Regions from separate parts of the Homo sapiens genome. Here regions 1 and 2 are each linked to region 3. Evidence: chromatin contacts called from ENCODE Hi-C or POLR2A ChIA-PET data. All regions are on one chromosome and are shown on one strand. Each heading gives the region's core, a stretch centred on a gene start or an enhancer-like site at or near the end of the contact. The rest is flanking DNA. Distances are from core to core; before and after follow the strand shown. Region 1 overlaps EPSTI1 (epithelial stromal interaction 1). Region 2 overlaps DNAJC15 (DnaJ heat shock protein family (Hsp40) member C15). Region 3 overlaps ENOX1 (ecto-NOX disulfide-thiol exchanger 1).

The links. A loop is a pair of places that touch in the nucleus more often than their neighbours do. ChIA-PET counts read pairs that join two places held with the same protein, here RNA polymerase II (POLR2A). Pooled maps may share reads with other maps.
Region 1: a loop to region 3 is called in a map with no recorded cell type, with 3 times the contacts of the local background. The contact joins two enhancer-like sites. A Hi-C loop is called at or near these places in 3 of 37 single-sample maps with no recorded cell type and 2 of 50 pooled maps. POLR2A ChIA-PET finds 5 or more read pairs at or near these places in 1 of 52 experiments (SK-N-SH).
Region 2: a map with no recorded cell type shows a loop between it and region 3 (10-fold over the local background). The contact joins two enhancer-like sites. A Hi-C loop is called at or near these places in 5 of 37 single-sample maps with no recorded cell type and 2 of 50 pooled maps. POLR2A ChIA-PET finds 5 or more read pairs at or near these places in 1 of 52 experiments (CD4-positive, alpha-beta T cell).

Annotation. Positions count from the first base shown.
Region 1 is chr13:42,975,598-42,978,592 of GRCh38, forward strand. The region is part of intron 1 of EPSTI1 (epithelial stromal interaction 1); the gene reads right to left. Among named protein-coding and RNA genes, the nearest start is that of EPSTI1, 15 kb to the right of the region's middle. RefSeq lists an enhancer at 1,684-1,853. Within about 2 kb of position 1,699, at least 2 of the 41 ENCODE cell types and tissues checked have a DNase peak (open chromatin) inside an H3K27ac peak, as active enhancers do.
Region 2 is chr13:43,044,401-43,047,139 of GRCh38, forward strand. The region is part of intron 1 of DNAJC15 (DnaJ heat shock protein family (Hsp40) member C15); the gene reads left to right. Among named protein-coding and RNA genes, the nearest start is that of DNAJC15, 22 kb to the left of the region's middle. RefSeq lists enhancers at 1,198-1,247, 1,348-1,407, 1,749-2,424. Within about 2 kb of position 1,276, at least 16 of the 41 ENCODE cell types and tissues checked have a DNase peak (open chromatin) inside an H3K27ac peak, as active enhancers do.
Region 3 is chr13:43,387,283-43,390,309 of GRCh38, forward strand. The region is part of intron 5 of ENOX1 (ecto-NOX disulfide-thiol exchanger 1); the gene reads right to left. Among named protein-coding and RNA genes, the nearest start is that of ENOX1-AS2, 60 kb to the right of the region's middle. Within about 2 kb of position 1,634, at least 4 of the 41 ENCODE cell types and tissues checked have a DNase peak (open chromatin) inside an H3K27ac peak, as active enhancers do.

The DNA of each region.
Region 1 (2,995 bases), core at 449-2,948, 410 kb before region 3:
GATATTGTAAATTCATGCAAACTAGAAAAAAAGTGCTGCTTCTTTCAGGTGGAGGTAATCCCACACTAAGATACATGGTTTGGTATGTATCTCAGCCACAAATCACACCTTAGCTGGGCAAGTGTGTGTAGTCACCAATCTGCACAACCATATAGAATCGACCTGAGATGATGTATTTCTTCACTTAAACACACACACACACATAAGTAAAAGCCACACAAAAAAAAGTTAGCAAGAAGGAGTCACACTAAAGATATAAAGAGTGTATATGAAGTACAATATTGTAGAGACTCACCATCTTTAAGAGGCCAAAAACCAATGATGGGACCATCGTTGAGATGGAGACCAACTGGTAGGTATACTTACAAAATGTCTTGTAACTACTTCCTCAGTAAAAATAACTGTCAGAAATTCATATTTTCAGAACATAGAGATGTCAGGTCTGGGATTTGATTGGATTCCACTTACAAGCTAATAAGTTAGCCTGTTACTGTTTCACAGACACTGGCAGAAGACATGAAATTCCTGGATCAGAGTCAAAGACTTTATTACTGATGGCACAGTAGGCAGCATGAGCACCAGCTTATTTACATCTATTCTCTCTGGCCTCCAGTCTTATGATGGGCGCAACAGGATGGATGCTGCACACATGGTGTGTTTGCATTGCAGCTGATAAAATCCTTCGGGAATACACCATTTTTACAGCAGATAGTAAGTGAGCCTGGTCTTTGTCCTGGGAGAACAAACCTTATCTCTCAAGGTTCCCAGCTAAATAAATAACTCTAAGAAATAGGTTAAAGAGTGGTCTTGGCACATCCAACAAAACGTAAGTGTACCTGAGGCCCTAGGGGGACTCTCTTTTCCAGCAAGAGAATATTTAGTATTAACATTCATATTAAGAATGGCTTAATGATAAATAAATTGATATTGGCAGAAAAACCACTTACTTATGAAATGTGCTATATATTTTCTCTTCCCATTATTATTATTAATAGACTTAGAATGGATTATGTTTCTGTCTCAAGCCTTACTCAAGGTTATCTATAACTTAAAGGAAAAAACCAGAAATGCAAGACATAGTGATGTACTCCAAAATCTGTACATAGAACACTTAGAAATGAAATTCATGTTTTCTGATTTTGAAAGAAACATACTTGTAAAAGAAAATTCAGAAAACTATTTTAAAAACATTTAAAAGTCACATATAATCCCACCTCTCAAACACCACAATTACAATTTTATTTGGGTGAATTTACTTTTCATCTATGCTCTATACATATTATTACACAGTTGCAAACATATTTTAAGTACAGCTGTACATCCTGCTTTCATTTATAAGTGGTTTTCCTAATTTGATTATATATGTAACATGCTTAATTCTCAATGGCTATGTAGTATTTCATGATATTGGTGCATCATATAACCACTCAACTATTGCAACTGTTTCAATTATTCACTATTATAAATAATCCTACAGGATGTACAAAGCATAATGCTTTCAGCAGAACATTATCCAGAAGAAAACACTAACAGTCCTCTGAATTCAATACTCTGAACAGGAATGTGGGCTACATTTAAACTTTTCTTCCTTAGATATCCTATTTACATTTCAAAAATCTGAGACAACATAATCATATGATTAATTTCCACTCTTATGTGTGACATCCTTTATTCTTTAACCAAAAGAGATGTAGGCCCTACCCAACATTCACTCTCACTTCCTCCTTGCTAATAGCACTTCTGTATTATTCAGACAGAGAATGTGCCCAATTAAAAGACTACAGCCACCAACCTTCTGTATAGTTAGGTAAAATTATGTGATTAAGTTTGAGAAATTGAGACATAAGTGGAAGTCACGGAGAGAGATTTCTAGAAAGCCTCCTTTAAGTGGTGGTAGACAAATAGAAAAAGCTGTTTTGTTACTTTCCTTCTTCCTGGAAGGTTGATGTGGTAGCTGGTGCTCAAGCAACCATCTTAGTCAATGAGGCAACCTGAATATGGAAGACATGATCAGGAATGGCAGAGCAGAAAGTCAGAAGCAGTCTGGTGCTCTGTGACCATGAAAACACCACATCAGTGGTAATCCGTTGCTGTACTGCCCAACTTCAAACCCTAATTCTGTTATTTCCTATCTGTACAACTTTGAGCAGATTATTCAGTTTTTCTATTTTTTCACCTGTGAAATCGGGATAACTATCCACTTCATAGGATATAAAGTGCTGTGAACCCTGAATATCTGAGGCAGGCCTCAGTTAATTTATAAAGTTTAAAGGCCTGGTGTGGTGGCTCATGCCTGTAATCCCAGCACTTTGGGAGGCCGTGGCAGGCAGATCACGAGGTCAGGAGATCGAGACCATCCTGGCTAACACGGTGAAACCCCATCACTACTAAAAATACAAAAAAAAATTAGCTGGGTGTAGTGGCGGGCGCCTGTAGTCCCAGCTACTTGGGAGGCTGAGGCAGGAGAATGGCGTGAACCCGGGAGGCGGAGCTTGCAGTGAGCCAAGATCACGCCACTGCACTCCAGCCTGGGCCACAGAGCGAGACTCCATCTCAAAAAAAAAAAAGAAAGTTTATTTTGCCAAGGTTGAGGACGCACCCATGACACAGCTTCAAGAGGCCCTGATGACATGTGGTCTAGGTGGTCAGAGTACAGTTTGGTTTTAGACATTTTAGGAAGACATGAGACATCAAACAACATATGTAAGATGAACATTGGTTTAGTCCAGAAAGGCAGGACAACTGGAAGCAAAGGTGGGACAACGCATAGCGGGGAGGGGGCTTCCAGGTCATAATAAATAAGAGACAAACAGTTGCATTCTTTTGAGTTTCTGATTCGCCTTTCCAAAGAAGGCAATCAGATATGCATTTATCTCAGTGAGCAGAGGGCTGACTTTGAATAGAATGCAAGGCAGGTTTGCCCTGAGCAGTTCCCAGCTTGACTTTTCCCTTTAGCTTAGTGATTTGGGGACCCCAGGATTTCTTTTCATTTCAC
Region 2 (2,739 bases), core at 26-2,525, 340 kb before region 3:
TACTCGTCACGGCATATTGTTAGAAAGTAAGTCCAAAAGAGAGTTCATGACATACCCTTTCTCTGCCACAGACCTCTCACAGTCCTTGCAGCAAAAGGCAGTTAGTGTCATTCTTTTAGTTGTTCAAGACAATAACCTTGACTCTTCTCTTTTCCTTTTAGTTGCTCAAGACAACTAAAAGGTCCTTTTAGTTCCTTTTGGTTGCAAAGACTTTATTTTCTTTGTCTTCCGAGAGACTTTTGGATATATTTACCTGGTCCAGGGTATTTTGAAGCATGACCATATGTTAGATTCTTAATTACGTTTAACTAGCATTGTCCATTATATTTTCTCATTTCAAAACCTTGACTCCATATCCAGTGTCTCAGCAAATCCTATTGGCCTTACCTCCGAACTCTATCTAGTATCTCACCACTTTCCTCATTTCCATCATTAATCGCTGTAGCCCAAGTGACCATTATCTCTTTCATGGATTATTTTAATAGACTTACAACTCATCCCCATGCCTCTGCTTTTCATCCTCTACAATCTATTCTCAACATGACAAGTAGAATGATCCTTAGAATTTTAATTGAAATAATCTTAGGCCTCTGCTCAAAACAATGATGTACTGTATCACTCGGAGAAAAGCTAGTCTTTATGTTGACCATATAAGGCCCAGCATGATCTGCTCCCCTTGTGACCTGTTCGACCTTGTTGCCTATTTTTTTCTCTTTCTCTTCCTGCTGTATGCACACTGGCCTTCTGGCTATTCGTTAGGCACACTGGGCACACCTGTGCTTTAGGGACTTTACACTTGTTCCCATTGCTAGTCCAAAATCTAAGGAATCCTTTTTCTTGCTTTAATTTTTTTCCAAAAGTCATTTTTTTCAGTGAAGCTTGCCCTACTCACTTTAAATTTGTTGCTCTTGTAGCAGGACAAGCCGCAGGCAAAACCTCTCAGACATCGAGTTGTAGAAGGAAGGGCTTTATTCAGCTGGGAGCATCGGCAAGCTACTGTCTTAAAATCCAAGCTCCCCGAGTGCACAATTTCCGTCCCTTTTACGGGCACACAACACTAAAGATTTTATATGAAAGGGTTGTGATTGATTGAGCAATCTAGGGGATATGTGACGGGGTTTCATGCACTGGTAGTCAGAGTGAAACAGAACAGAGCAGGGAGTTTCACAATGTTCTTCCATACAATGCCTGAAATCTATGGGTAACATCGGGTTCTAAGTCATGAGTTGATTTTTAACTACTAGGTTTAGGCCATGCAGGCTCGGGCGTGGTTTTGGGCCTGGGGCCAGGCTGCCTGTCTTTGATTTCACTTCCTTGTTTTTTTCTTAAAACAGGTACTGAGTATAAAATATAAAACAATGTGAGAGGGTCTCTCTCTTCCCTCACTCTCACCATACAAACACATACCTACTTCTTTATCTGCTTAATTTTTTTCCATAGCACAAATCACTGCGTAAAATAATTATATATTTTTCCTGTTAAAATTGTTTGTTGTCTGTCTCTCTTGCTAAAATGTACCTTCATGAGGATAGGGATTTTGTCTGATATATCCCTAGGGCTTAAAATCATGACTGGCACATAGTAAATACTGAGTATTTATTGAATTAATTAATGAACCAGTCAGAGATGGGAAATAGCCTTCAAGTGCCTGTTTGCTAAATTACCTAACCTTTTTATTGGGAGTTTATTTTCCTTAATGTTTGTTTAACAAATTAGTTATTCTTTCATGTTTTCCACATAACCTGTGGATTATCTTCATTTTTTTTTTTTTGTAAGGAAATTTACCAGACATAAGGTCCTAACTTTATTTTCTTTGTCTTCCGTGAGACTTTTGAATATATTTACCTGGTCCAGGATATTTTGAAGCATGACCATATGTTAGATTTTTAATTAAGTTTAACTAGCATTGTCCATTATATTTTCCCATTTCAAAACATAATTTCGGTCACCAGTATGGTACACATAAAATATGAGCTACAAGAGACATCTCGGTGGTGGTGAGAGACAGGACTAGTTGGACTTCCTAGGCCGACTAAGAATTCCTAAGCCTAACTGGGGAAGGTGACCGCACCTACCTTTAAACACAGGGCTTGTAACTCAGCTCACGCCCAACCAATCAGGTAGTAAAGAGGGCTCACTAAAATACAAATTAAGCTAAAAGCAGGAGGTAAAGAAATAGTCAAATCATATATCGCCTGAGAGCACAGGGGGAGGGGCAGTGATTGGGATATAAACCCAGGCATTGGAGCAGAGAGTGGGCAACCCCCTTTGGGTCCTCTCACATTGTACGGGAGCTCTGTTTTCATTCTATTAAATCTTGCAACTGCACACTCTTCTGGTCCGTGTTTGTTACGGTTCGAGCTGAGCTTTTGCTCGCTGTCCACCGCTGCTGTTTGCTGCCGTCGCAGACCTGCCGCTGACTTACACCCCTCTGGATCCAGCAGGGTGTCCACTGCGTTTCTGATCCAGTGAGGTGCACATTGCCGCACCTGATCAGGCTAAAGGCTCGCCTTTGTTACTGCACGGCTAAGTGCCCTAATCGAGCTGAACACTGGTTGCTGGGTTCCACCGTTCTCTTCCATGACCCACAGCTTCTAATAGCTATAATACTCACCACATGGCCCAAGGTTCAATTTCTTGGAATCTGTGAGGCCAAGAACCCCAGGTCAGAGAACAAAAGGCTTGCCGTCATTTTGGGAGCGGCCCACCCCATGTTGGGAGCTCTAAGACCAAAGACCC
Region 3 (3,027 bases), core at 384-2,883:
ATTGGTTAAGATGGTCTGTCTGGAAAAGAACTTTTGAGTTCAGTTCCTAAAAACAAGGAGCTGGCCTGTGGTGGGAAGATATGGAGGACGAGATTATAGGCAGAGGGAAGAGAGGGAGCAAAGGCCTGAAGGCAAGAGCAAACCTAGCATGTTTCAGAAGTAAAAGGAGGCCAGTGTGGACAGAGCCTGGTGGGTAAGGGGTACAGTGACAGATATGAGATTCAACAGGGGATTCCCAAGGGCCTCCTCATCCCCACTACTCAACTGGATAACTACTGTCTTTTATGCCTATTGACTTTCTGCTTGAACAGTCATTTAAAAGTGTTGAAAGGTGAAAAAGAAAGGTTTAAAAATCTCTGTAGTTTTAATTTTATTCTGATTGCTAGAGGAGATATATAAACATACACATGCACACACACACATATATAAACATATATACACATATATGCATAAACATATAAATATGTAAATGCACACATATATACATATGTAAATACATATATATACATATATAAACATTTATAGATACATATGCAAAAACATAGACAGACATATACATAACTGGTGTTTTCGAACATTTGACAAGGATTCATACTAGAGAATCAGTGGCATAGAAATTGCAGTATAGGAGGTAAAATTGGATATTAATGTTTGGAAGTACTTCAGACTGCTCAGGAAAAGTTAACCATAGGTGGGTGGAAGCTTTTCCCCAGCTGGAGAAGCTCAGTATGTCAATGAAACCGGAGGTTACTAATAAAAACACATGAATGACATGAACAGGTCTATTCTGAAAATAGCAGAGTTGGAAAATGCTAACGTTAGAGACAGAGTCAGTAACAACAATGAAGCCTGCCAGATTGGTGTCACTTAAGAGACATGATCTAAATAGAAAGAAACTCAACCCATTGCATGAGGATGCTTAAGTTATTTTGTTTGAAGAGAAATTTATCTTGCTCAGTGGAATAAGCCAGAAGACTAAACAGGAAAAGACCATTAGGGAAAGATACCCAACGAGCAAATCAGAACAATATGAAAAAAGTAATATCTTAAAGCCACCTATATTAATAAATTTGGTTTGCCTGTTCAGAGTTCTAAAAATGACTTGTGAGGGGAGAGTACAGTGTTTCTTTGTACTCCATTACTCTTTGGGGTAAAACCTGTTTGACAACTCAGTTCAACATGACTGACAGTATTAATCATGCACCTATATGTGGCTAGCACTGCACTAGGAAGTGTCTCTGCTCATAAACAGTGAAACCTACTAAAGAGAAAAGGCATGATGTTAACACCACCTGGGATGTGGAGTGTATCCATTTCACAAAATCCTATCAGCAGAGCAAATAATGGGAACAAATTGACTACAGGCCAGGGTCAAATCCTAAGGTAAAAGCAGTAACTGCCCTCGGGTGGGTAGGAGAGAGCATCTCTGAAATTGGCCAGAGCTACCAGGGAAGGCTATTAGAATGAAGTGGGACTTGAGGCTGCCCTTGGAGGAGCTGGTAAAATTTTGATAGGTGGAGAGGCAGAGGAAGGTGTCTCTGAATCATTAACAGCTGAACAAGAGCTGTTCAATCTTATCCAACTGTGAGTCTGGAAACACTGCCTAATTATTAACTAGCAGGTGAAAAGAACAGAAAAAAAACCACTGGTGCCACTGCCAGGCTTCCATCTGGCTGTGGTATCATCAGGAGGCCCTTAAAGTTATAGTTCTTGGGCAATAAGAAGGCAGCATCTTTTACTAAATTAACAAAATTAACTTACTAAATAACAAAAGTAATTTTAATTACACCCAGATTTAGCAGGGAAACTAAATAGCAAACATTCAAGTAAGTGTCTCTGTTGATAAGCATATAACTAGAAACACTCTTTTGGAAGTAATTTTGTGATGTCTCAACAGTAACTAAACGACCATGTCATCTGTTGACCTGGCAATTGACCTTAAAGAAATAGTCCAAATGGGAAATAAGAAGTCAAAGATACTAACTGCAGAGTTATTGATACTATTGAAAAACTGGAAACAGCTCAAAGACTACCAACAGAGTAGTCAAAGTAATGGAAGCAGATGTGTGATATCATTCACCCATGGAGTTAGTAAAAGTTAAAATTATTTTAAATAGCCCCTGTTGGTGTGAGTGTAAAATGGGTTTAAATTTTATACAGGGCAATTTTGGAAATATCAAAATTTAAAATATGCATTCCTCTGAATCAGCTCCAGAAACGCTGAGAAGGGATCAACAGTTAAAATACTTAATCCACGTAGAGGGCTTTACTGACTCCAAAACATCTCCTTATTTCCTTTTTTAAAAATGACATTATCCACAATACATATGATCTTTGAAAGAAAAGGAAGAAAGAAAGATAGATATTATTGATAGTCCCATTTTCTAATGAGGAAACTGAAGGTCAAAGAGGTAAAGGAATTTAACTTTCTCTAGCCCTAAGTTCATATGCCTGAAAAATCATGATGCAACTGGTTGGAATTTCACAAGGCTAAATACAGTCATCTTGTTTAAGTGAAAATATCTCTTGATTTAGATATAGAACCCCATTTCATGGAGCCAAGACAGTAGGGTCTACGGAAACAATGGCTGTCCTATTCTTCCCTGGAGATGATAACACTGCTTCTACTACACTTGACAGAGGGGGAGAAGGGGAGAACAAAAAAAATTTTTTGGTCTTCTGACCTAGCCTGTATGAAAGAACAAATAACTTATGTGCAAATATAAGATACAGTGTGAGTGCTGAAAACGAGGTAAGGATTATGAGAGGTCTATTATCTACATGTGTTGTATATACTTGGAGAACACGTTTGAATGGGGGAGGTGCGGCATTATTTCACAGCAGGAGAAATAATCATTCTCATCATTTCTAAAAGCCAAGCAGCCTTCAGTCAGTTTCACAATAATCAATTAATTAGCTAAAGTAAATATTTAGAATGAGTTACGGCACAAAGATATGAAATCATGGCATATAAATGAGCTTTAGACATGTAAACTGACTCTTTAGGAGGAGAAATTACTCAAGAGG